Regions from separate parts of the Mus musculus genome. Here regions 1 and 2 are each linked to region 3. The links are chromatin loops, found by intact Hi-C in ENCODE. Cell type or tissue: left cerebral cortex. All regions are shown on one strand.

Evidence for each region. Hi-C counts contacts between places; a loop is a spot of excess contacts. Peaks named below come from ENCODE experiments on the same cell type or tissue, not always from the same donor. Only the 100,000 strongest peaks of a DNase experiment are listed, where the experiment ranks them.
Region 1: it touches region 3 in a loop (12-fold over the local background); 9 of 42 quality-filtered maps call a loop at or near these places.
Region 2: a loop joins it to region 3, with 6 times the contacts of the local background. A loop is called at or near these places in 15 of 42 quality-filtered maps.

Annotation. Positions count from the first base shown.
Region 1 is chr13:59,179,718-59,187,717 of GRCm38, forward strand. The region is part of intron 3 of Gm34354 (a long non-coding RNA gene); the gene reads left to right. Among named protein-coding and RNA genes, the nearest start is that of Gm34558, 33 kb to the right of the region's middle. In left cerebral cortex, a CTCF peak has its summit at 3,150; DNase peaks (open chromatin) are centred at 1,294 and 3,115; H3K4me3 peaks cover 253 bases; H3K27ac peaks cover 1,904 bases.
Region 2 is chr13:58,801,805-58,809,804 of GRCm38, forward strand. Ntrk2 (neurotrophic tyrosine kinase, receptor, type 2) reads left to right here and starts at 5,893. Exons shown (of 18, transcript NM_001025074.2): 1 at 5,893-6,209; 2 at 6,581-7,136. The coding sequence starts at 6,925. In left cerebral cortex, CTCF peaks have their summits at 2,266 (motif pointing right), 4,720 (motif pointing right) and 6,816; DNase peaks (open chromatin) are centred at 4,740, 5,251, 5,511, 5,926 and 1 more place; H3K4me3 peaks cover 3,577 bases; H3K27ac peaks cover 3,825 bases.
Region 3 is chr13:58,636,550-58,644,549 of GRCm38, forward strand. No RefSeq gene overlaps it. Among named protein-coding and RNA genes, the nearest start is that of Slc28a3, 30 kb to the left of the region's middle. In left cerebral cortex, CTCF peaks have their summits at 984 (motif pointing right), 2,593 (motif pointing right) and 3,970 (motif pointing right); DNase peaks (open chromatin) are centred at 995, 2,126, 2,591, 3,023 and 1 more place; H3K27ac peaks cover 413 bases.

The DNA of each region.
Region 1 (8,000 bases), 540 kb after region 3:
CCTAATTTTTTTAAGCTATGACTATTGAGTAAATAAAATAAGAAAGAAATTTTTAGTAGAACTTCTGTGTTTGATGTCAAATTTTATAACCCAATGAAGCTTTCCTCTTACAAGTAATGTTGTTTTATATAAGCAAATAACATTTTAAGGATTTATAAAACATTTAACAGACCTCAAAATGCCATTTAAATGGGTATTAAGAAGGCAAATGGATACTTTAGTTCCTCAGCCTGCTTAAAAGGCACTTTAACATATCCCTAAGCATTCACGTTCACTTAGGCACACACGCATGTTAAAGGATGTCAAGACTTACAAACAAAATTAAAAAGACGTAAAAATGGTAAAATATTCCCATTTCTGTCTTTGGAGGGAATGGGGTTAGCTCTTGGGGAGCTTGTCAGGCTGCCTTTGTCTGTCTGTCAGTGTGTTACCTTCACTCTCTTGGAATGGTCCTGTCAGGGTTGTTTAACATCAAGAGGGCAGTTGGCCCCCATCAGTTGGTTGACACTGTGTGGCCTGGTGTCCCTGTGTCACTGACAATCTTTGTACCACCCCAAAATGAATCCGATATCAGCTTTTATAATCTTTATCTCATCATTTTTTATTTTGTCTCACAAAATACAAATATTAATTTAAAGCATACCCAGATGCTATAATTTAATATTCTATTTATTTCTGGCATTGGAATAAAATAGATTTTAAACCACCAGCCTTGCTTGTAGCCAGTCCCCTCACTAAATCCTCCTGTTAATTTTAAAACTCAAAATTCTTTTGAGTTTTCTTTGTACACACTTATCTCTTTAAATAATGAGAGGTTTTTTTTTTCTTTTCCTTTTCTAACCCTTGAAGGCTTTTACTTAATTTCCCTCCCCATGCCATTCTGCAAAATATCCAGTCTTCACTGAACAAGAGGCTCTGAGTATCTCTGTTCCATTCTGAGTCTCAAAGGGGAAGTCTTTCATAGTTCACTGTTAAATATGGTGTTTACTGTAAGACTCCAAGGAAGCCTCTTTCACATTAAAAAGCACTCCTCCGTTTCTAGCTTGCCAGGCAGTTTTTCCATGGCTGGACTTTCTGTTTTATTCTTTTTAACAAATAAATGTTACAATGCCTTCCACTTCTGTTAGTGTGGCGAGTTACCCAGGCTCTCGGAACATTAACCCACTCACGCATCAATTGATTTGCAAGTGTTTCAAGATTTTTATACAATGTTCATGAGGGAAATTGGCATGTAATCTTCTTTCTCACAGTCTCCTTGCCAGGGTCTGGCATCAGAATGCAGCCTTCCTCCTCCGAGAACCAGCTTGGGCACGCTCCATCTTTTCTCATCGAGGTCCACATGATTTCTTCCTTAAACGTTTGGGAAGATTCGCTAGTACAAGCATCTGGGCCCAAAGTTGTTTTTCTGGAAAGGAAGCATTCGATTTATCTAAGAAATAAAATGCGCTCAGATTTTTCTACTTCATGGGTCAGATTTGGCAACTCGAGATTTTTGAGGAATTTGTCCATTGGCAGCCAAATCTTCACATTTCTTGGAGTAAGACTGTGGTTAGGATGCTCGGGAGAGCATTTTAGCTTCAGCAGGATACATTCCAATGCCACTTTACTTATGTTAACGGCAGCATTTTCTTTTTCTTTCATGCCTGTCACGAGCAGGTTGTGGGTCTCGGTCACCCATTCCGTGAACCATTGTTGGCTCTCACTGGTCCTTGTCATTTACACGGCATCATTGTTATTACAGCTGAGCCTCTGACTTCTGTGTTTTCTTGTTTCCCACCTCCAGCTTCTTTGTTACCCTTTGCCTACTTTGTTGAATCGGAAGCTCGCAATCACGTGTTTTAGAACTTTGTGTGTTTATTTATTCTTCTCTTGGAAATTTTGGTGAAAATCTCAGTCAACTTGAGAGCAAAAATGTACCTGCTTGTTTCTTGCCCCGTTTTCTGTGCACAGCGACTGTGTCCCAGTGGATAGTGTGCTGATGGGTTTTTTCTTTTTTAAATTTCGTTATCTATGTTTCTATTTTATCAACTACAGGCGCTCCCCTTGTCTGTGTCTGTAGAATCAGCTCCACTTCCCTCCACACACGGTTGTCTCTCTCATGGCACTCACACATTTACAGTCTTGAATTTTCCAAGGAGACAGGTATGTTTATCACTAGGAAATCACTTGCTATATACTTAGGAATGAATGTCTCTTGACCGGATCCCACTTTATCTGAGGTTAGTGGAGTTCAGAGTGCATCCTTCCAACTTGTGACTGAATGTGTTTAAATATAATCTCTATGTATTTTTGCACTCGGGCAGAATATGAATGCTTTTATAATTTTATTCCATCTGATGACCTGAGATTTTACTTAGTCCATTTTCATTTGTTGTAACTGTGAATGTATTGGAGTTTAGAGCTACTAATTTATTCTTGAATTTTGTTCCTTCTTTTGGAGTAAAAAATTATTTTTCCTCTAAAGCTGTTAGAATGGTTTACACTTTCTTTTTCTTTAAATTGTCATCATGTAGATGAAACATAAATTACATTTTTTTTGGGGGCTGGGCTACTAGCTAGTACTTAACTATGTGAATTAATTTTGACTACCTGAAAATTTACCTCTTTTTCTTTTAAAATGTGACCACCATGAGTTTGACTCTAACTACATCATACAAGGACTGCTACTTTGTCTTTTTTTATGTAGTGTTTTTATTTATTCCGTGAGAATTCCACGCAATATGCTTTGTTTTCTTTAGTTAATATTTGTGTATATTTTCTTTTCTCTATTCTTTATTCCTTCCCCTGGGCATATTTTATTGTTCCCTGAAAGAAGCTCTCTTTAGTGTACCTTGTATCCACAAAAAAAAAAAAAAAAAAAAAAAAAAAACAACAACAAAAAAAAAACCTTTTACCTTTGTTTCTTTGCAGACACCTGACTTCATTGTGTGACTTGCATTATAGTTGTTCATCTTTGGGGAGCGGGGTGGTGCCGTCACTGGCTTGGGATGTTTACCATATCTTCCACCTCAAACACTCCTTGGAGCTTTGTGGAGACGATATTCTCAGCCCTCCTCTCCAGCTCTGTCTGAAGGACACTTCCACTCCGTGGAGAATCCCAGTCACAGTGCCACATTTTGTCATCTCAAAGATGTCATTCTACTGCCATCTGGCTTCCGTCATCTCCAATGAAAGGTTGGCTGTTGACCTAACTGCTTTTCCTCTGAGGCATTTCCCATCACCTCAACTGCTTCAGGAGTTGAATTTCAAGTTAGTCTGGTTCTATTATTTTACAAACAGCAATGCCATTCCTCCCTTCTCCCTTCCCTCCCTCCTTCCCTTCTTCTACCCCTCCCTTTTCCCTCCTTCCCTTCCTTCCTCCTTTCTTCCCTCCCTCCCTCTGCCTCCTCTTCTTTCCCCCTCTTCCTTCTCTCCCTCTCTTTGTCTCCAACTTAGCTAGAATTTTGAACCGACTCAGTCTCCCAAAGCACATGTGTGCATTTATTCTACCTTTAGGTACTTTATGTTCTACAAATCATATACACGGTTTTCAACTTGTAGGTGCCCCCAAGTAATTCTCTTAAAAAGATCTAGTTAGAGACCACATCTGATACCAAATATACACATCTCAAGTCCTTTACATGAAATGGCATGTTGTATACTGTTTGCATATAACCTATACTAACCTCTTGTCTACTTTTAATTCTCTTTTTATTACTTATATTTCTTTTTTTTAAAGAATTATTTATTTACTTTATGTATATGAGTACACTGTAGCTATCTTCAGACACCAGAAGAGGGCATCAGATCCCACTACAGATGGTCATGTGGTTGCCACCATGTGGTTGCTGGGAATTGAACTCAGGACCTCTGGAAGAACAGTCAGTGCTGAGCCAGCTCTCCAGCCCCCTACTTATATTTCTTAATACAGTGTAAGACACTGTGCTCCTGCTGTTGACTTCTGAGTTCAGAGACTGCAGGCATGCATGCCCATAGGCTCCTGTAGTCTACCTTTGTACAAGGCTGACACCCCTTCCTTCCTTCCTTCCTTCCTTCCTTCCTTCCTTCCTTCCTTCCTCCCTCCCTCCCTCCCTCCCTCCCTCCCTCCCTCCCTCCCTCTCTCTCTCTCTCTCTCTCTCTCTCTCTCTCTCTCTCTTTCTTTCTCTCTGCCACATTGTTCCACTTCTCTAGCACCATTTGCTGAACATTTATCCCCTTCCCCATCCCATGCCACTGCTTTGGCTAAAACTCAGTTTTGTGTATTTGTGTGGCTCTATTTCTGGTCCCCCATTCCACTGACTAATTTTAATATCCCTCTAGCTCTTGGGCAACATATTGTTAATAGAGCATCGTGTTTGTAATTAATTTTGTAAGAACTATGCTGTTGGCTTAGCTTTTTCAAAGCCATTTTAATAAGGGTTCTCAAACGCTTCAACCTCCCTTGTAGCCCACCGTCTAAAGGTGGGGGAGAAAAGATGGTAAATAGGACAAGGGGATGTGGACCTGTTTAGAAGTAATTCTTCAGGGCGATTCCAATCTCCATTGTCATGATACCAGCAGTTCAGTTCAGTAGTATCAGGATACCAACAATTCATTTCAAAGAGGGTCACCAAACACAAATCAGCAGCAGTGGCATGATCCAGCAGAAACCACCAGGCCTCCACTGACTCCTCAGGAGTCAGTGGGAGCGACCAGAACCACCAGCAACAGCTGAAAAGCCAGAAGTTCTTTGCCTTGCCTCTCTCCTCGAAGTAAAGATCAGCAAAGTCAGGAGACCCACAAAACATTGCATGTCTAGCAATGCAAGCTCCCTGCCCCTGTCTGTTGGGTTCTACTTATATACTCTCTCCAGACATCACATGTCCTCTCTCTCGAGTCCTGCTTCAGCAAAACATCACGAGTCTGCATCACATGACACAACCAGAAATTTCCACTTCACTAAGCTCAGCATATTAGTTTGGTTTTCAAGGTTGCTTAGGTCTCCTGTCACCCTTGTCTCTTCATAAAAGCATTCCATTATACTTCACGATTACTAGAGGGATGGGATCCTGTGTGTTGGATCATCCAATCTGTGAGCAAGATGAGCTATTTTAATTGTTTATGCTTTGTCTGTCTGTTTCTTTCTTTCTTGTTTGAAACGGTGGAGGCCTCTTTGTAGCCCTGGCTACAAACTCTGTAGAGCAGGCTGTCCTTAAACTCTGAGATCTGTTTGGGAGTGCTGGAACAAAAGCTGTGTGCCACCATAGCCAGCTAATTTATGTCCTTTAATTGTTGGATTGTAATGTTAAGTGCACATGTCATATAGACATTGTGTTCTGTGCATGTCTGTCAGTGTTTTAGGCTGGCGTGTAAGCGGTGCTCATCTTAAGTCTGTGTTCCATTTCTTGCTCACTTGTGTAGTAACGTTAGGTTCTGATGTATTTTCCTATCAACTGTAATTGTGTTGATTCTACTTCTCCCTTTCCTATTGTTATGTACTTGGCTTCTCTTGCCATAAATGGCTGCCAGAGCTTCAAGGCTTGGCTGGAGCATGGCAAGAGATGACAATTTTACCTCGGAACTGAGGTTTTGAGCTTTTTAGACTTTTAAATATGATGTTGGCTGTCGGTTTTCATAGATGCTTTTAATGGAGAGGACCCAGGTTTACTCCCGGTTTGCTGAGAGATATTTGTCAAGGATGAACACAGTTTCAAGGTGGGAGAAGAAAATAAAAGGGAAATAACTGGGAAAGAAGTCAAAGTGCTCCCACTTGCACATGGTATGATTCTTTGCATAAGCCACCCTCCAACCCCCGAAGACACTATCAGATGCTCTTACAGCTGCCCAACACCTTCAGAGAAGTGGCAGGATAGAAAATCAACAGCATAGACCAGTAGTCTTCCTACGTGTCAGTGTCCAACATTCTGAAAAGGAAATCAAATCAGGGACTCAGTACCATTCACGACAGCTACACAAAGGTAAAATACTTAAGAATAGACCTAAGCAAGGAAGTGAAAGACCTCATCCAAGATAGGCTTTCTGTTGCCGTTGTACACACAACAAAATCATTTAAGGGAGGAAAGGGTTTATTTGACTTGCATGTTCCAATCATAGTCCACCACTGAGGAAGGGCAGGAACTTCAGGCAGGAACTGAAACAGATGCCATAGGGAAACTCTGCTTACAAGCTTGCTCCCCGTGGCTTCCTCAGCCTACACCAGGACCAGTTGTCCAGAAGTAACACCACTCACAAAGAGCTGGGTCCTCCCACATCAATCATTGATACAGAAAATGTCCCACAGACAATCTAATGGAGACAATCCCTCAGTGAAGTTTCCCTCTTCCCAGGTGGTTTATATAACGTTGACCAAGGAAACTAAGCAGCGCAGACCTCCACAGTGAGAACTCAAAGACACTGAAACAATTGACAGAGATATCAGAAGATGGCGAGACCTCTGTTCTCATCAACTGGAAGAATTAATGGATGGTGAAAATTAATTACCAAACAATCTGCAGAGATTTAATACAAGCCTAATTGAATTTTGATTTAGTCAAAATCCCCTGGCATTTTTCACATATATAGTATTTTTTATAAATGTATATGGGATCAGAAAAGACCAAAGCAATCCTGGGATTGCTGTTAGCATTTCTGATGCCATGTTATACCACCAGAGCCATAGTAGCAACAGCATGGTGCAGACTCAGAAACAGGCATATGGTAGAAGGAAGGACCCGGATGTAAGTCCACACAACTACAGTGCCTTCACAACGTCAAAAAATGTACATTAAAGAACAGGCAATATCTTCAACAGAGAGTTCTGGAGAACCTGGCTATCAACACGCAGAAAAATGAAATCAAATCTGTATCTCTCACCTTGTACAAAACTCAACCCCAAAGGTATGACCTCAACGTAAGAGCAGCTAGTCTCAAATATTTACCTTCAGATGGCAGATCTTATAGATAGCATATTTCTGTATTCTATTGTTGTGTGTTTTCCAGTGGTATGTGTAAAGGCAGGGACTTCAGGTAAAAACCCGTTACATTTAGGGTAATTTTGAAAGTTGGAGCTTATTTCTCCATTTCATCTTTTGTCTAGTTTTATCCTCTGAATCTCTTCCTCCAGTTTCTTTTTCCTACCTGCATAAGTTTATTAAATGTATATCCCCACACTTACTTTTGATCTCTGTGCAGCATTTTGAATATATCATCTGTCTGCCTTCTTTAGTGACTGCTGTAGGTGCTACTGCACGTGTAAGGAGCTTAGTCACGGGCTTGGTGCCTCATCATGCGGACAGAGTAAAGGTAAAACCCTGGTTTCCTTTAGCACCGTATACCTTCCCCCACTTTCAAGTATAATTATTTTTGAGTTTTTCTCTGTAAACACTAAACACCATAGCAGATGGTGTGTAAGTTTGCTTTGACTACCACATGTGAGCTAAGCAAATAATCAAAATAGACGATCATGTCTCTCTATGCTCGGCCATTCCTAGGCGCCTCTTTCTTTTCTGGGGCCCAGCTCCTCTGCTGAGAGAGCCTCTTGAGCCACCACTGGGGGAGTTACTAACAGTAAGTGCATTCCCTACTTCCCTGTGCTTGCAGATGCTTTCTATCAAACTTTATTACTGGGGAATAGTTTTACTAGATATGTAGTCACAAAGTTAACCACTTCTTTCCATTTCTCAGCTTGTGGTTCCAAATGAGAACTTGGGTATCCTTCATGTTACCATTGCCCTGAAGGTCACCTGACATTCCCTCTGGCTGCTTCCTCATCTCTCCTTGCAAATATCTAATTAAATGCCCTCTTTGCATCGTGTCACCTTTATTCTGTTTTCGGTTCTAATGAATGACCACGCCACTCGGTGACGTTTCATGAGATGTTTTAAACTATGTTACATTTTTTTAGTCTCGTTCTAACAGAGGTAAGTCTCCTGGGTTCTCGGCTTCTTTTAGGCCGAGTTAGCTCCACTCCATAGGAAACCAGTCTGGAGTTGGGTTCCCTTTTCTTCCCAGTTGCTTTGTTTTGAACTGTGATAACTTCCTTG
Region 2 (8,000 bases), 170 kb after region 3:
CAAGGTTGAAAGCAGCACAGTCTATGGGTGCTAACATAAATATTTAGAAGAGAGTTTGACAACATGACCACTCAGCAAAAACAATATCAGCAGCTTTTCCTCTAGGGCCATGGCTCCCTTTGCCATTGGTTTTGACCATGTTTACAAAATCAGGCATGGATTATCTCCCACACTGTAGAAGCAGTTACATGAATTACGTGTAGAGAACAAAGGAAGAAATATAATCACAATCTGGAAAAATAAACAAATCAATGGGATTAATCAAGCTAAAATTTTTCTGCAAAACAATTAACCAAAATAGTGAGGAAGGAATACACTGTAGAACTGCTAAAACTGGACAACTTTATCCAAGGAGACATTAATATTTGGTGTATGTAAGGAACTGGAAAAAAAACTCAACAGAAAAAAACAGCCCAGTAGATCAATTTTAAAATTGGAAAGTATCAGAATAAACACTATCATAGAGAGATCACAGGGCTGAAAATGTAGCTCAGTTGCTAGAATACTCAACTAGTATGTACAAAACCCTGGACTCAATTCCTAGCTTCCCAAACAAACCAAACAGCATCAACAGAAAAGAGGAAGCAGAAGGGATACAAATAGATACATAAAAGATGTTCAACTTCACGGATGCTTGAGTTAACCCAAATAAAATACACAATGAGATAGCACTTGCAGTGGTTTGGATGAGAATGCCTCCTCCCGGTGAATGCTTGGTCTACAGTTGGTGGAACTATTTTGAAAGGATTAGGAGGTGTGGCCTTATTGGAGGAGGTATCACTGTGGGCAGGCTTTGAGGTTCCCAAAGCTCACACCAGTCCCAGATAGTTCTCTTTGCCTCATGTTCATGGATTGAGATGTGAGCTCTCATCTACTGCTACAGAGCCTGCTTGCTGTCATGATCTCTGCTCTGAGAGTCACAGACTCTAACCCTCTGGAACCACAAGCTCTAAATCAAACATGTTCTTTTATAAGTTGCTTTGGTCATGGCACTTTGTCACAGCAGCAATCAGAAGCCACTGAGACACTATCTCACCTCAGCTGGAATGGCTTTAATTAAGAAGACCAAAATAATGAGAGATACTAGCAAGGCAATAAAGCAGGAGAAAGGCGAATACTTAGGGTGTGTTGGCTAGAACGGGAATCAGTACAACCACTTCGGTTTGCACACCACATCTGGGGTGGTTTGGATATGCTTAACCCAGGGAGTGGCCTTGTTGGAGTAGGAAGTGTGTCACTGTGGGGGTGGGCTTCATGATCCTCCTCCTTGTTGCCTGGAAGTCATTTTGTTCCTGACTTTCTTTGGATGAAGATGTAGAACTCTCAGCTCCTGGATGCAACCATGCTTCCTGCTATGATGATAATGGACTGAACCTCTGAACTGGTAAGCCAACCCCAATTAAATGTTGTCTCTTATAAGAACCTTGGTCATGGTGTCTTTTCATGGTAATGCAAACCCTAACTGAGACAACATCCATGCTGACTTAATAGAATGCACTGGAAAATGTTCCTCTCCATTTTCTGGAAGAATGTGGGTAGTTTTGCTATCGTTTGCCATGTCTTGTAGAATTAGTGAAGTTATCTGGGACTAGAACTTTCTCTGTGGGAAGATGTGTGTGTGTGTGTGTGTGTGTGTGTGTGTGTGTGTGTGAGTGTGTGTGCATGTGCAGTGGGGTGGTGGTGGTATATGCATGTGGGTGTACAACTATGCACATACGCAAAGCCAGAGCGAGATGCTGGGTGTATTTCTCCCTCACTCTGTGAATTATTGCCTTGGAACAATCTTCACTGAGCAGGAAGCTTACCTTCTTGTCTAGGCTGGCTGGTGGGCTCTTCAGGACTGCGTGTTTCTACTAGTTCTGGGGCTGTAGTCATGCACAGCCATTTATGTAGGTTCTGGGATTTGAACTCATGCTTGCATAGCATACATCCTTATTCACCGAGCATCTCTCCAGACCCAAGTGGGAAGATGTTAAAAGATGAACTAAAGATCTGCGTAAGATCAGGACTACTCAGTTTATCTGTTTCCTGTATAGAGAATGTTGTTATTTGTGTCATCAATTTTGTGTGTGTGTGTGTTTATGTGTGTGTGTAGTTGTTGTTGTTCACAGTATACTTGTGTGATTTTGTTAATATTTATAAATCATCTGGGGTTTCTTGTTGAATTCATTATTTCATTTCTCTCCCTTTTAAAAAATATTGATTTATTTTCACTTTGTGTGTTTCCCTGGGTGAGTGTATATGCACCATGCACATGTAATGCCTCAGGCGGCCAGAAGAGGGCATCAGAAGTCCTGGCAGTGGGTTGCTGACCATAGTATGTGACTCTGGATGTTGGGAAGTAAACCAGAGCCTCTGCACCATCTCTCCTGCTCTCCCCCCAGTGCCTGCCTGCCTGCTTGCTTTCTTTCTTTGTTTCTTTCTTTGTTTCTTTCTTTGTTCCTCTCTCTCTCTCTCTCTCTCTCTCTCTCTCTTTCTTTCTTTCTTTCTTTCTTTCTTTCTTTCTTTCTTTCTTTCTCTCTTTCTCTTTCTTTCTTTCCTGATTGGCCCAACCAGATGTCTATCAATGTTATTCATCTTAAAGAGCTGTTTTTTTTACGTGTTTTTGCTATTTTTTTCATTCTGGTTTGCATTATTCCATCTCTTTGGATTTCTTTGTGATAATTTGTTCTTTTACAGGTCCCAACACTCAAAGTCAATGTCACTGACTAGGGACATTTGTTCTTTTCCAGGATTGGGGTGTAGTGTTGTAGCGTTCTTCCTAACGGCTGGCTCAGTGGCTCCCTACAAATTCTGATGTGCTGTGATTTCACTTTTTACTTTTGATTCTTTTCATTGGCATAGATGCCTTGTGTCTGCGCAGGGATTGCCATAATTCCTTTGCGTCTCTGCAGGGATTGATATAGCTCCTTTGCATCTGCCCAGGGCTTTTACCCCTGGCTACAGGCGGTTTCACCTCTGAATATGCTAATCAAGATGGAGACTTCTTAGCTTTCATACACTCTCCTGTTGGGAGCCTTCTGCTCACTTTGATTTCCCTTGACTCTGCCACAGTCTTTCTTTGTTGTCCGATGCCCATTTGCTTAAACAACCCAGTCCTTTCTTATGTATTATTAGTTGTTTGGTTGAGAGACCAATCCTCAGTCAGAAGCAAAAGTTAGTGGAGTTTTGTCTTTGTATAACAGCTTTCTGGTCTCAAAGTTGATATGGATCTTCAAGTTTATAAGCTAAGAGAGCATTATCGTGTGTCCTGTTATTGTTCATGGTATTACCATTGTGAATGAGAGAACAACCCCCCCCCAAGCCCAGTGAAGGACTTACCTGGCTACTAGAGGAACTCGGAGTACAGGACTGCAGGACAAGAGGAACTGTGTCCAGGAAAGCTCACACAGAGGGCTGGCTGTGGTAGAGATTAGGTGAGGCATGCTTCAAATTCAAATTATTGTATTTGCCATTGAGCACATATTTAAACATGCCTACTGTGATCTGGAGCGAGTTTAATAAACACAGTTGATAATCATTCCTGCCTCTTCAACGTTTCCATAAACAGTCTGTTGAAAGGACAAAATAGTGTGGACCAAGACAAGACGGTGGCCCAAGGAACGGGGAGCAGGAAGTGGGCAGCCCATCCTAACTGAAGTGGCACGTAACAGTAGCATGTACTCGTTCTACAAATCCTGCAAATATTCCAGCATTCATTAGACTCTTCCTGTCTATAAACCACACAAACTCTGCCAGTCTTGGATGCCACGTCAATACTGTAGCCACCATCATAGAAATGGACATTTTCTGAGAAAAAATGGAGTGAGAGTAGGCATGAGTCTGGGGCACGCATGAGTGCGCAGGGGCGGGAGTGGGGCAGTAATTACTCCTCCCTTCCTCTTCAGTGTTCCTAGGGGTTTTTCCACAAAAGACACTGGCAAATGGAAGGAGAGATGGCTCAGTGAGTAGACACTTGGTCTGATCTCACCTTGCTCCCAGGACGCGTGATGGAAGGAGAAAATCAGCTTTCCTCTGATACCCTTGATTTGGTAACCCACACACATACACAATAAGGTGTGTGTGTGTGTGTACGCGCGCGCGCACGCACGTGTATGTGTCTGGAAAAGTCTCCCTAAAAGAACATTGGCAGCACAACTGTGTCTCCTGGACAAAGATGTCTTAGCTTTGGGGTTCTGTGCCTTGCCACAGCAGCAAAGGTGGCAGGCAGAACTGAGAAGTTATCTGAAGCTTGGGTGGTCCAAGCCCCCAAGGTGTATCAGGGCTCAGGGAAGGGGGTGAGGTGACCTGCTGGTTTTTGCTCCAGGCCTCGGCCGGCCGGGTGTTTTAAATGTGTAAGGATTATATTTCTATCCCTGGTGCATGACATCTATGTGAAAATCTTGCTAGATTGATTTTATTTCTTAGTGATGTTTAAGGCTGTGCGAAGACCCAAACATTTCCCCTGACATCATCCTTCTCATTTCTGGCCTTTTGCGGGCAGTTGGATGACTATTCTTATGTCTTAAATTGGACTCCAGCGCATTGTCTTGTGGTGCGTGGAGGACTTCAGAGGCAGGAGATTGTAGGGATCTGGTGAGAGGCGCACTGCCTGGGTAGCAATGTGCACACAGCGCGGCGGTTGCGCATCTGGAGCTGCAGTGCGCCGGTAGCGCAGTTCCTAATGCGGTGGTAGCAATGGCCCGAGGTACCGGAGCGTGCTGGGTTTCTTCTCCCCACGCGGGGGCACCAGAGCCCTCGAAAGTGTCAGGCACTGCGGCGCATCTACCAGATTCCCTTTTAAATGACTGCGGATGTGCGGGCGGTCGCAGCTACAAATGGTGAGAGGAGGCTCAGATCAGGCTCGCGAATGGCCCGCAGCGACCATTTAACTGCACCCGCACGTTTGTCACTCGACCCTCCGGAATCATCTCACGTGTCCCCACTGAGACTCTAGGGCGCTGCCGGAGCCCGGCCTCTCGGTAGCTGGAAGCACATCCTGCCTCGGGCAGCGCGGGTGCAGGGTACACGTTGGCGCACATGCACGCGCGCACACGAACACGCGCAAGGTACGGCAGGGCAGGGGACAGGGGCTTGGGTGCTCCGCGTGCGGGTGGGTGTCGCGGGGAGTGAAGCTGTGATCCTCAAATGGCTGCATCCTGCCAGGTTAAGGAATAAGAGAAGATGATGCGGAGCCATCCATTCCACAGGCCAGGGTCGGTGCAAAGCATTTAGGGAACCCACAGCGCGGCCGGCGCGCTCCCTTCCCACGCAGGGCTCTCTCTGTGGCGCAAACGGCAGGAGAAAGATCCATCAGAGCTACACTTGTGTCTGCAGGCTGTCTACACTTCTCTCTTGGCAGAAACCCCATCAGGAGAGCTTTGGAACCATCCACCCCTAAATAGGTAGTCCGGAACCCGGCAATGGTCCTTGGTTACTAACGTACAGCGCTATATATTTATTTTTGTACGGGGTGTAGCTTGTCTTCCCTATATTTTGGAAATAGCTTGCTTTCCCCTATGAGCATGGTGAGAAAGAAGAACGCGGCGGGGAGGGAGAGGGAAAGGAAAAGGAAAAGGGAGGATTCCTACAATACGAATCAGAGCATTTTTTTCAGAGCCTAACCAAACAGGGCTTCCATTTAAAAAAGGGGGAGCTAGTCTGTACTGCGATGTGGAAGAGATGTAAGAATTAGGGACCAAGGAAGCATCGCTGCATTTTAGATGTACCGGGGTCTAAAGGGGGCACACACACGCACACGCGCACACATGCACACCCGCACAGCTACCCCGCCAAGGTGTGTGCGTGCGCGCGAGTGTGAACTCCCACATGCTGCTGTCTGCGCCTGGCCGCTGGCACCAAGCCTCCTCCTCCCCGCTCGCCCCCAGATTCCCTCCCCTCCGCCTTGCTTTTGTCTGGAGGGTGCTATGCTATGCGTGTGTGCGTGTGTGTGCGCGCGCGCGTGTGTGAGCGTGTGTGTTTTTGGATTTCATACTAATTTTCTGGAGTTTCTGCCCCTGCTCTGCGTCAGCCCTCACGTCACTTCGCCAGCAGTAGCAGAGGCGGCGGCGGCGGCGGCCGCCGGTTAGAGCCCAGTCGCTGCTTCAGCTGCTGTTGCTGCTTCTGCAGCGCTCTGCTCCCTGCGCTTGCTACGGGAGGCCGGGGAAGCCGCGCGGACAGTCCTCGGTGGCCTGGGCCGGCACTGTCCTGCTACCGCAGTTGCTCCCCAGGTGGGATGTGCCGCGCCACCTGCCCACCTCCCCTCTCCCCCCGCGCCCAGCGGCCGGGGAGGATTCTGCAGCATCATTGGGGCCCCAGCGCTGCCGCAGCCTCTTTGGAGGGTCCTTGGCTTGGCCTATGCCATGGAATCTGCTCTCAAAGACCCGTTACCGACTTCTCATGCCTCGGCCTCAGGCTTGAAGGGAGGGCGGGCACACGGGGGGGGGGCACTAAGGGGCAAGTTGATGGCGGGGCGGGAGCTGGGCACTCAGACATTCATTCTCCAGGCTTGGGGTTCAGGGTGAGGAGAGCGCGGAGGGACTGTGTCCCAGTTGGTGGTGTGTGGGGTCTATTAGTCTCATCCATGTCTGTTTGTCCTCAGCCCTGAGGTGCGCACCGATATCGATATTCGTGCCGGTTTAGCGGTTCTGCGACCCAAAGAGTCCAGGGAGATCCACCGAGTGGTGCCTGGCGTATAGGACTATGCAGCCGCCTTGTGGCTCGGAGCAGCGGCCCGCGATGTCCCAGCCACTGTGAACCATTTGGTCAGCGCCAACCTGCTCAGCCCCAGCACCGACAGGCTCAGCCTCTGGTACGCTCCACTCCGCGGGAGGCCACCAGCACCAAGCAGCAAGAGGGCGCAGGGAAGGCCTCCCCCCTCCGGCGGGGGACGCCTGGCTCAGCGTAGGGACACGCACTCCGACTGACTGGCACTGGCAGCTCGGGATGTCGCCCTGGCTGAAGTGGCATGGACCCGCCATGGCGCGGCTCTGGGGCTTATGCCTGCTGGTCTTGGGCTTCTGGAGGGCCTCTCTCGCCTGCCCGACGTCCTGCAAATGCAGTTCCGCTAGGATTTGGTGTACTGAGCCTTCTCCAGGCATCGTGGCATTCCCGAGGTTGGAACCTAACAGCGTTGACCCGGAGAACATCACGGAAATGTGAGTTCCTTTTACTTTTTCTCCTGTCCCCACCTCAGGAATCAGGCAGGTGTATGTTTGGGACAGATGCTGTCCCACACATGGCAAGAAGTCAGAGACCAGAGAGATGGGGTACCTGTCACTTCTCTGTCTGTTTCACTGGCTTACGGATGTCAGTTGGTGAAGAGTGGGACTCTAAAATTCCATATAGACAGAAATATAATCATAAATTCGTATATATTATGTTCCTGGGAAGGAATTCTGCGTGCATTTTCATTTCAAAGTTCTGATGGGTGTGTTTTAGGCTTTCAGTATACGATAATTATATTGGAACATTTTTGTTTGGTAAAATATACTGTGTGTGTGTGTGTTGAGAGAAGTTCCAGTGATATTAACCAGAAAGGAGGTTAAAATTATTCATTTTCAAGAATTGGTTGGAGGAAGTGAGGGTCTCTCCCTTAACATCTTTTCCCGAGGCTTGGAGTTGACTGGTCCTGTTCCCCCTTTTCCATCTCATCTATTGGATTTTGCTTCAGAGATTGCAGCCAGAGATGCTTTGAGGATGCCCTGTAAGAGGAGAAGTTCTGAGTGTCGAAAAGCACTCGCTCAAGAGAGAAAATGCGATCACAGGAAGGGCTAAAAGCCTGGGCTGATTTAATTTGGACCTGATTTCTCAGAGATACGATTTTGAGACCATTTGGATTATAAATCTTAATTGCCCATTGAAAAATTCCCCAGGACTAGGCTAAACAGCAAGCTATGTGCACACTGACGGATGGTAGCTTCAGCCTTGTCCCTAGAAAGGTTACAGCTTGTCCCAGCTTAGTGGAGAAACAGAAATGTGTTTCTTTTCTCTCTGTTGGGTGTCTTGTGACGAATACCCTG
Region 3 (8,000 bases):
GGTGAGGACATCCATGTCCTTTGAACAACTGAAGCCACTTCAGTGATGTTTCATCCTGTGGGCAGTGTTCAGGGCTTTTCAAACCCAAGGGCCTTGGGGGCGTTTCAGAACTCAGTCTCAGACCTTGGTTGTGGCCGAGTCTGGTTTGTAGAGAATGCTAAGGTGACACAGAACTCTGAGCCCTTTAAGACTAGGGACAGGAGAGCACGCTGGGGAAAGCCCAGGCATGGGGCTAAAGACCTGATGCAGGCTTTTAGTTAGCATCAGCAGCACGCAGAGCTCTGCAGACAGAGATCAAAGGGATCTCTACCGAGTGCTCTTTCTACCTTCCTCCTCTCCCTCCCTCTTCTACCCCCTCTCTCCCCCTATTCCTTTCCCCTCAGTTTTCTGTGTGTATGTGAAGGTAAATATGGCATGTATTTGTGTGTAGAGGCCAGAGGATAACCTTGGGTCTCATTCCCCAGGAGCCATCCGCCACAGAGTGTCTCAGTGTTCTGGGGCTGAGCATGCAAGACTGGCCCGGCTATTGAGCCCCAAGGAGCTGCCTATCTCTCCCTTCCCAGCGTTGGGATATACACTACCATACCTGGCTTTACAAAATGAAACGAAACAAAACAAAACAAAGCACAAGGGTTTAGGAATGGAATGAGCTATTAATGTTTACAAGTCGAGCACTGAGAATATATGTCTATGAATATAAATAAGAAAGAAGGGAAGGGCTTTGTTTATCCCAACTGATCTTTCAAATTCTTTTTTTTTTTTTTTTTTTTTTTTTTTTGAGACAGGGTTTCTCTTTATAGCTCTGGCTATCTTGGAGCTCACTTTGTAGACCAGGTTGGCCTCGAACTCAGAAATCCGCCTGCCTCTGCCTCCCGAGTGATGGGCGTGCACCACCACGCCCGGCTTTTCAAATTCTATCTTTTCCTGGAGGAGGCAGGTGCCTCCGGAAGGGAAGAAGCCTGACCTGTGATGACTCGAAAAGACCACTTGGTGGCAGTGTTTCACTTTGTTTGACGCAGGGCGCCGGACTCCACTACAGTGAAACCTCTTCTGGGAATGTTTTTGGACCATCCCTCAAGTTTCAATTTATGGATATTAGACAAAGATGCAAAATAAGACCCTGAGTGGAAAATAATGGCTGTAACTGATACCTTCTGGCTCCTGATTGTCTTCTTTCCTCCTTACAGTCAAGAGTCAGAGGGAGAAGCCGGGCTCTTGGGGACTGCATACTATGTGAAAGCCCAGGAGGGAAAAGCAAAATTGTATCAACAGGGCAAGCATGCTCAGAAAGGGCGTGAGGCCCCAGAGCCCAAGCAAGTAACCTGCACTGTGGACAGCTGGGGGGATTAATCATAGCCACCTGAATGAGGCTCTGATCTTTTGCAGGTAGCTCCCCAAGGGCAGTTATGAATACAGTCACAAATAACAAACTTACTTTAAATGTTAATGAGATTTTATTTATTTATTTATTTATTTATTTATTTATTTATTATAACTTGATTGTGTGGTTCTCAAGTGTGAATTTCTCAATGATAATGCTATGTGGTTATGCAGTCTCAGAGACAAGACCAGCCACCCAGCCAGGAGTGGTGGTGCACACTTTTAATTCCAATACTCTGGAGGCAGATGTAGGAGGATCTTTGTGAATACCAGATCAGCCAGAGATACACAGGGAGAAGAACATGTCTCCAAAGGAGAAAAAAAGTGTATATATAAAAAGTATATATCTTTAGGATACATATGTGTGTGTGTATATATATATATTTTTTTCTTTAAATGAATTTTGTGTGCCCCTGAGCCACATTCCCAAGATACACATGATGTATATGCAAACATTCTAAACGCAGAAAGGAAGAAAGAAAGAAAGAAAGAAAGAAAGAAAGAAAGGAAGGAAGGAAGAAAGAAAGGAAGAAAAGCATGCTGGTCCCAAAAACTTCAGATAAAGGTTACTCCACCCTCTGGAGTCTGGGTGGAGATCTCTAAGCTCATGTCTCCCCAGTCCTGGGCAGGATAAAGATGGCTGTGTGTGGTTTCCTTAGACTGAGCTGTGGTACCCAAGCTGACTGGAAACTGGAAATAGAGGCTTGTCACCATCTACCTATTGCTCATGCTCACATTTCTCCAGGCTTGTCTCAAAGATGTCTTTTTATGTTTTGTTTTATGTCTAGACTTTGATGTCATTTCCTGATTTCTCCCAATGCAGGCAGCTGCAGAAGTGTCCTGATGGGATTGGGCATTTAAACATAGCAGGAGACAGGTTTCTCTCTTTTTAAAGCACCAAACAAATACCAAGCCTGAGAAGCAGAACAATAGAAATCCTTATAGATCTTGAGCTGGAGAGTCCTGAAGGATACTTAGTTACTGTTTCCAGTAATGAACAAGACAATTATACCGTTTCCGCAGACTCTGCTGTGGTCCCCTAGGGAGGCTGCAGATTGAGACTAAATGTTCATTAGTTCTCTGGTGCTTGGGCTTAGGCCAGGGTCCTCCAGCAATGAAAAGCAGAAAGGAGTTCTTGTGGACCCAGTTCCACTACTGTCTCTGCAGCCCTATTCACTGTGTCCATGTCGTGGGCTGCTCATGGATGCTCCAGCAGATGGCGCATACTTATGAACAGTCCAATTTTCTTCCTAATGGGCTCATGCCAGCTCTGCTTGCTGACACGGCACACAATTTAACAGAGCATTAGAGATGGAGTTATTGGACTGGTGAGATTGCCACCTGGCCTGATGACCTGAATTCTACCCCTGAGACGCACATGATAGAATAAAAGCACTGACCCTGACAGTTGTCCCTTGACCTCCACAGATGTGCCACGTCATCCACGCACACACTCACACGCTCATGTGTGTGTGCACATACACACTCATAACAAATTAATGTAAAAATGAATGGTGCCACATTCACTATTTTTAGAAAGGATTTATTTTTATTTTATGTGTATGAATGCTTTGCCTGCCTGTATCTGTAGCTCATGCATGCAGTACCCATGTATACCAGAAAAGGGCATCAGATACAACCCTGAAGTTGCAGATGGTTGCCTGCCAGCTGCGGCGTGGGTGCTCAGAACCCTGTAGGAGCAGTCAGCGTCTCAGATTATAGAGTTGATGTCTTTCCCCCTTTGTTGCTTCTCTGTAGCAGGGGAGGGTTCACAAGCACGGAGTCCATCATTTGGGTGACGTCTAGATTGAAGGTCAAATTGTAAAAAGCCAGGCATTAGCAGTGCGCAGGTAGGCTCCTTCTAGAATGAAGTTCAAAGGTGCTTTCGATTAGAAAGTACAGTGCCTGGGGCTGGCGAGATGGCTTAGCAAGTAAGAGCACTGACTGCTCTTCCAAAGGTTCCGAGTTCAAATCCCAGCAGCCACGTGGGGGCTCACAACTATGGTCCATCAGTTGTAATTTCTGAAACTGCTGATAATTCTGGGGGGGGGGTCTTCGTTGAAATGTGCGTATAGGGTGTGTGAATGTATATTGGGGTATATGGCACATTTATGTGCTTTTTCTTTCTTCTCCCTTCCTTCCTTCCTTCCTTCCTTCCTTCCTTCCTTCCTTCCTTCCTTCCTTCCTTCCTTCCTTCCTTGTTTATTTATTATATGGAAGTATACTGTAGCTGTCTTCAGATACCCCAGAAGAGGGCGTTAGATCTCATTACAGATGGTCGTGAGTCACAATGCCGGTGCTGGGATTTGAACTCAGGACCTCTGAAAGAGCAGCCAGTGCTCTTAACCACTGAGCCATCTCTCCAGCCCTGGTTCCTTTCTTTATAGATCTGTGAACGTTTTGAGATGTTTTAAACATAAAGGAGAGGTTTTAAAAACTTGCAGTCTGCATGCCTCCTCTCTCCAGTTTAGTGTTCTCTTTAGAATAATTCTGAGCTTTCATTTTGAGAGAGAGAGAGAGAGAGAGAGAGAGAGAGAGAGAGAATCTTAAATGTTGTTGGCAGCGCTGCAGCTGCCGGTGGCCACTGGAGGGCGCAGTTGAACACAAATTGTTTTCCATCCCCCCCCACCCAACTGTGGCCTCAACCCGGGCCACAGGCTAGTCTACCTACACAGCAGCAGCCTGACAAAGGAAGGTCTCTGGGTCTCACTCGGTAAAGGGAGGTCCTGGGTGGGTTCTTGGGAGTATTTCTCGGATGTTCTCCTTCAGGTTGGCCCCAACAGTGGCTCAGGAGTCTCCATTAAATCTCTTGCTCTTGAGGTCCGTAAGCACAGATCTCTCTCGTCTCTCTCATCTCTCTCTCTTGTCTCTCTGATATCTCTCTCTCCTTCCCTAACCCCTTCCTCCCTCCTACACACACACACACACACACACACACACACACACACACACACACACACATTATCTTTCTCTGATACTATGGGACACGCAGGTGTGTTAACATCATAATTTTGTCGCGTTGGTTCTCTTTACCTCTATGTGGTGTCTGGGGACCTGACTCAGGTCTATGGGTTTACGCAGCAAGCACCTTTTACACGAGGAGCCAACTTGGCGGCCCACACCCTCTTCTTGAAGTAGTATTGTGAGCATTCTTCCTGGTGGATTCTTTTTTGTTCTAAAGTGAAAGTTTGATTGCTTCCTAAGGGAGAGACAGGCACATGTTCCTGTGTGGAGTTACCCACCACCATCCGGTCCTGTCTGTGTAGAATGGATGTTAGTAGTAGCAGGAAGGTAGAGACAATATGTCGGGGAAGATGTTTAAACCTTAATGTATGAGATGTCATTTCTCAGAAGCTATCAGTAGACTTATGTGTATTCTTAAGTCAGTGGGCTATGGGGCGATCTTTGCAGCTCTCCGAACATCTAGTCTCCTGAGCAGTCTTACAGGGAGCGGTATTGTGGCTACTTCACAGAGAAGAGAGGCCACAAAATGACCAGAAATAGCTCAGAAACTGGGACCGTTGGGATATGAGGTCTTGCTTGGCCTGCCAAGCACAGCCCATCCACCTCCCTCCAGGCTTAGCCCAATCTTATCCCTGACTTCTCCCGACATCATTCGGCCCTCGGAGGGCACCATGGAGAGATCACAGGAGGGGGTCAATGAGATTTTTATGAACTGAGAGCTTCAAAAATAACTTGCCCTTCCCAAGGAACTGCTGATTTGATTCTTGAAGTAGTCCATCCCATTAATCCAATTAGCTAATGGGAATGGGAGCATCGTAATACACTCGCTCTGGCAGGGGCATCAACAGTCTCGAGTGCTTGACTTGTTTATCAAAGGGAGGTACAGGAGCTCGTGTGAGCTAGGCAGCACTGGCTGGCAGAGTGAAGTGGCCTTGCATCCTGCGGCCAGGGCTTGATTCAGGATGTCTGTTGATGACATCTGCTTAGAGCTTTGTGTTGTTTTTACAGCAATGAAGATTACTGATGAAGTAAAACACACAGGTCTCTCATTTCTGGCCAAGACAGGGTAGCAAGTTAAACTTTCTATCACGAGCAGCTAAAAGACTCAGAAAAAGATTTGCCCACTCTTTGTAGGGTTTTCACAGTAGATGTTACTGCTTGTGGTGCTTGAGGGAGGGAAGAGCAGAGGGCAATGCACGTTTATAATCCTAACTATATGAAGAGAAGCTCTAGCAGAGTGCTCCCAGTGGAAGAGAGAATATTCAATAGAGTGCTCCCAGTGGGGAAGAGAGGTTTCAGCAGAGTGCTCCCAGTGGGGAAGAGGGGTTTCAGCAGAGTGCTCCCAGTGGGGAAGAGGGCTTCAGTAGAGTGCTCCCAGTGGGGAAGAGGGCTTCAGTAGAGTGCTCCCAGAGGGGAAGAGGGGCTTCAGTAGAGTGCTCCAAGTAGGGAAAAGGGGCTTCAGGGGAGTGCTCCCAAAGGGGAAGAGAGGCTTCTGGAGAGTGCTCCTAATGGGGAAGAGGGGCTTCAGCAGAGTGCTCCCAGTGGGGAAGAGGGCTTCAGTAGAGTGCTCCCAGTGGGGAAGAGGAGCTTCAGCAGAGTGCTCCCAGTGGGGAAGAGGGGCTTCAGGAGAGTGCTCCCAGTGGGGAAGAGGGGCTTCAGGGGAGTGCTCCCAAAGGGGAAGAGAGGCTTCTGGAGAGTGCTCCCAGTGGGGAAGAGGAGCTTCAGTAGAGTGTTCCCAGTGGGGAAGAGGGGCTTCAGTAGAGTGCTCCCAGTGGGGAAGAGGGGCTTCAGGAGAGTGCTCCCAGTGGGGAAGAGGAGCTTCAGCAGAGTGCTCCCAGTGGGGAAGAGGGGCTTCAGGAGAGTGCTCTGAGTCTTGCTGGTGGGGGAAAGGGAAACAAAGAGAAAACAGAGGGTGCTAAGGCTGCCCGTGGGTTCGGTGTGCAAGGGGAAGCATTTCAGTAGACAGCAATCTGGGAATTTCCTTCAGGCCTCGGACGTATCTTTAGCGGCATATCTATTGACAAAGGTCTAAGAAAGTGGATGAGATGGTATCTATGGAGCCTAGGAAGGGAAAAGGAGTTCTTGACTCTGCTACTGGGATGTCAGAGTTGCAATCCTGTCTTAGTGAAAACTGTAACAAGACCCGTTGCAGAGAGACTCTCTTGTGTGCTGTGTGGAAGACTCACCTGTCAATAAAGAGCTGATGGCCTACTAGCTCAGGCAGGAAATAGGAGGTGGGACTTCTGGGTGGGGAGAGAACTCTGGGATAGAGTCAGGAAGGGGGGTGGGGGGGAGACTTGGCCAGAACTCTGAGGAGACAGAGGCATGAAACTGAGAAGAGGCAGCCAGCCATGTGACCCTTATAGAATAGACTAAACAATATAATTAAATTATGAGCTAGTTAGTGAACAAGATCTAGCTTATGGCCTAGGCATCTATTCAGAAATAACAAGTCTCAGAGTCATTATTTCAGGAACTAGGACGTGGGTGGAAAAGCCCTCAGATAAAACCCACTGTGAGAAGAAGGACCGGCCATGTTCCTTGAGTGAGGACGGGAGCCTCAGGGCTAAAACAAAGACAACGTAGCTCTCCATCTTAGAACCCAATTCTCCAAAGTTGAAAGGATCACGATAATGGCGTGTTACATAACTCAGCTGTTAAGCAGCAGAAAATACCACCTTGTGCATTTTCCTCCCCAAAGCACCTGCTGTAATATTTTCACACTGGGTCAGGGCCCATGGGTCAGGTTCCAAGCTCTGGCATGTGGGGTTTGAGGGCTTCACATATTTATGGCATGGCAAGGTACAATAAAAAATTGTAGATATATAAAGAATGGAATTAAACCAGTAGGCTTTCTTCATAATTTGAAATACCCAAGGCTCTTTCCATCTGGGCCTTTTGCCGTTGGGTATTTTGGCTTGTCTGTGCTGATTAGTGGAACATGGTATTTTTGGGCTTCACCGGTGGGTTTCTGATCTAGAATCACAAGTTGGTTGTTTCTGAATTGTTCTTAGTGCCCTGATTCACCTTCCTCTGCTAGTAACAGTGTGTGTCTGTGGGAGGCAGGGTTCCTTACCTGACTCAGTGCTTAACTGGGGGACTCTGCTCAGAAACATGTCCAAGGGTCCTCCCTCCCTTCTCTCCCCTCCCTCCCTTCTCTCCCTTCCCTTCTCCCCTCCCTCCTTTTCCCTCTCCCTCCCTCCCTTCTCTCTCCTCCCTCCTCCTCTCCCTCCCCCTTCTCTCCCTTCCTCCCTTCTCTCCCCTCCCTTCTCCCCTCTCCTCCATTCTTTTTCTTTCTTTTTCTCAGAAGAGATTTTGTGGAGTTTAGTTAGGTATTGGGGGAACATCCAGAATTTATTACGTGCACTGGGTGAATATTCTAGATTTCACTGAACATCTGGACAGCTGAAGAAGACGAAAGAACCCTATCTTTAGAGGAAAACTTGAAAACCTCAGGAGAATATCTTTCAGCACTTTTGGATTCCTGGTATGAATTCGAAGCCGTTTTCCCATACAACTTTAATTTGTATTCAGTTACTTTCATGCTTACCTTCCTATGAGTTTACTGTGAAACATCTCTCCAAAGCGCGTGTGTCTGGTCATCAGCTGGGGGACCCAGTCACTGAGAGATGGTTGTATCCTGAGGTCTCCGATGC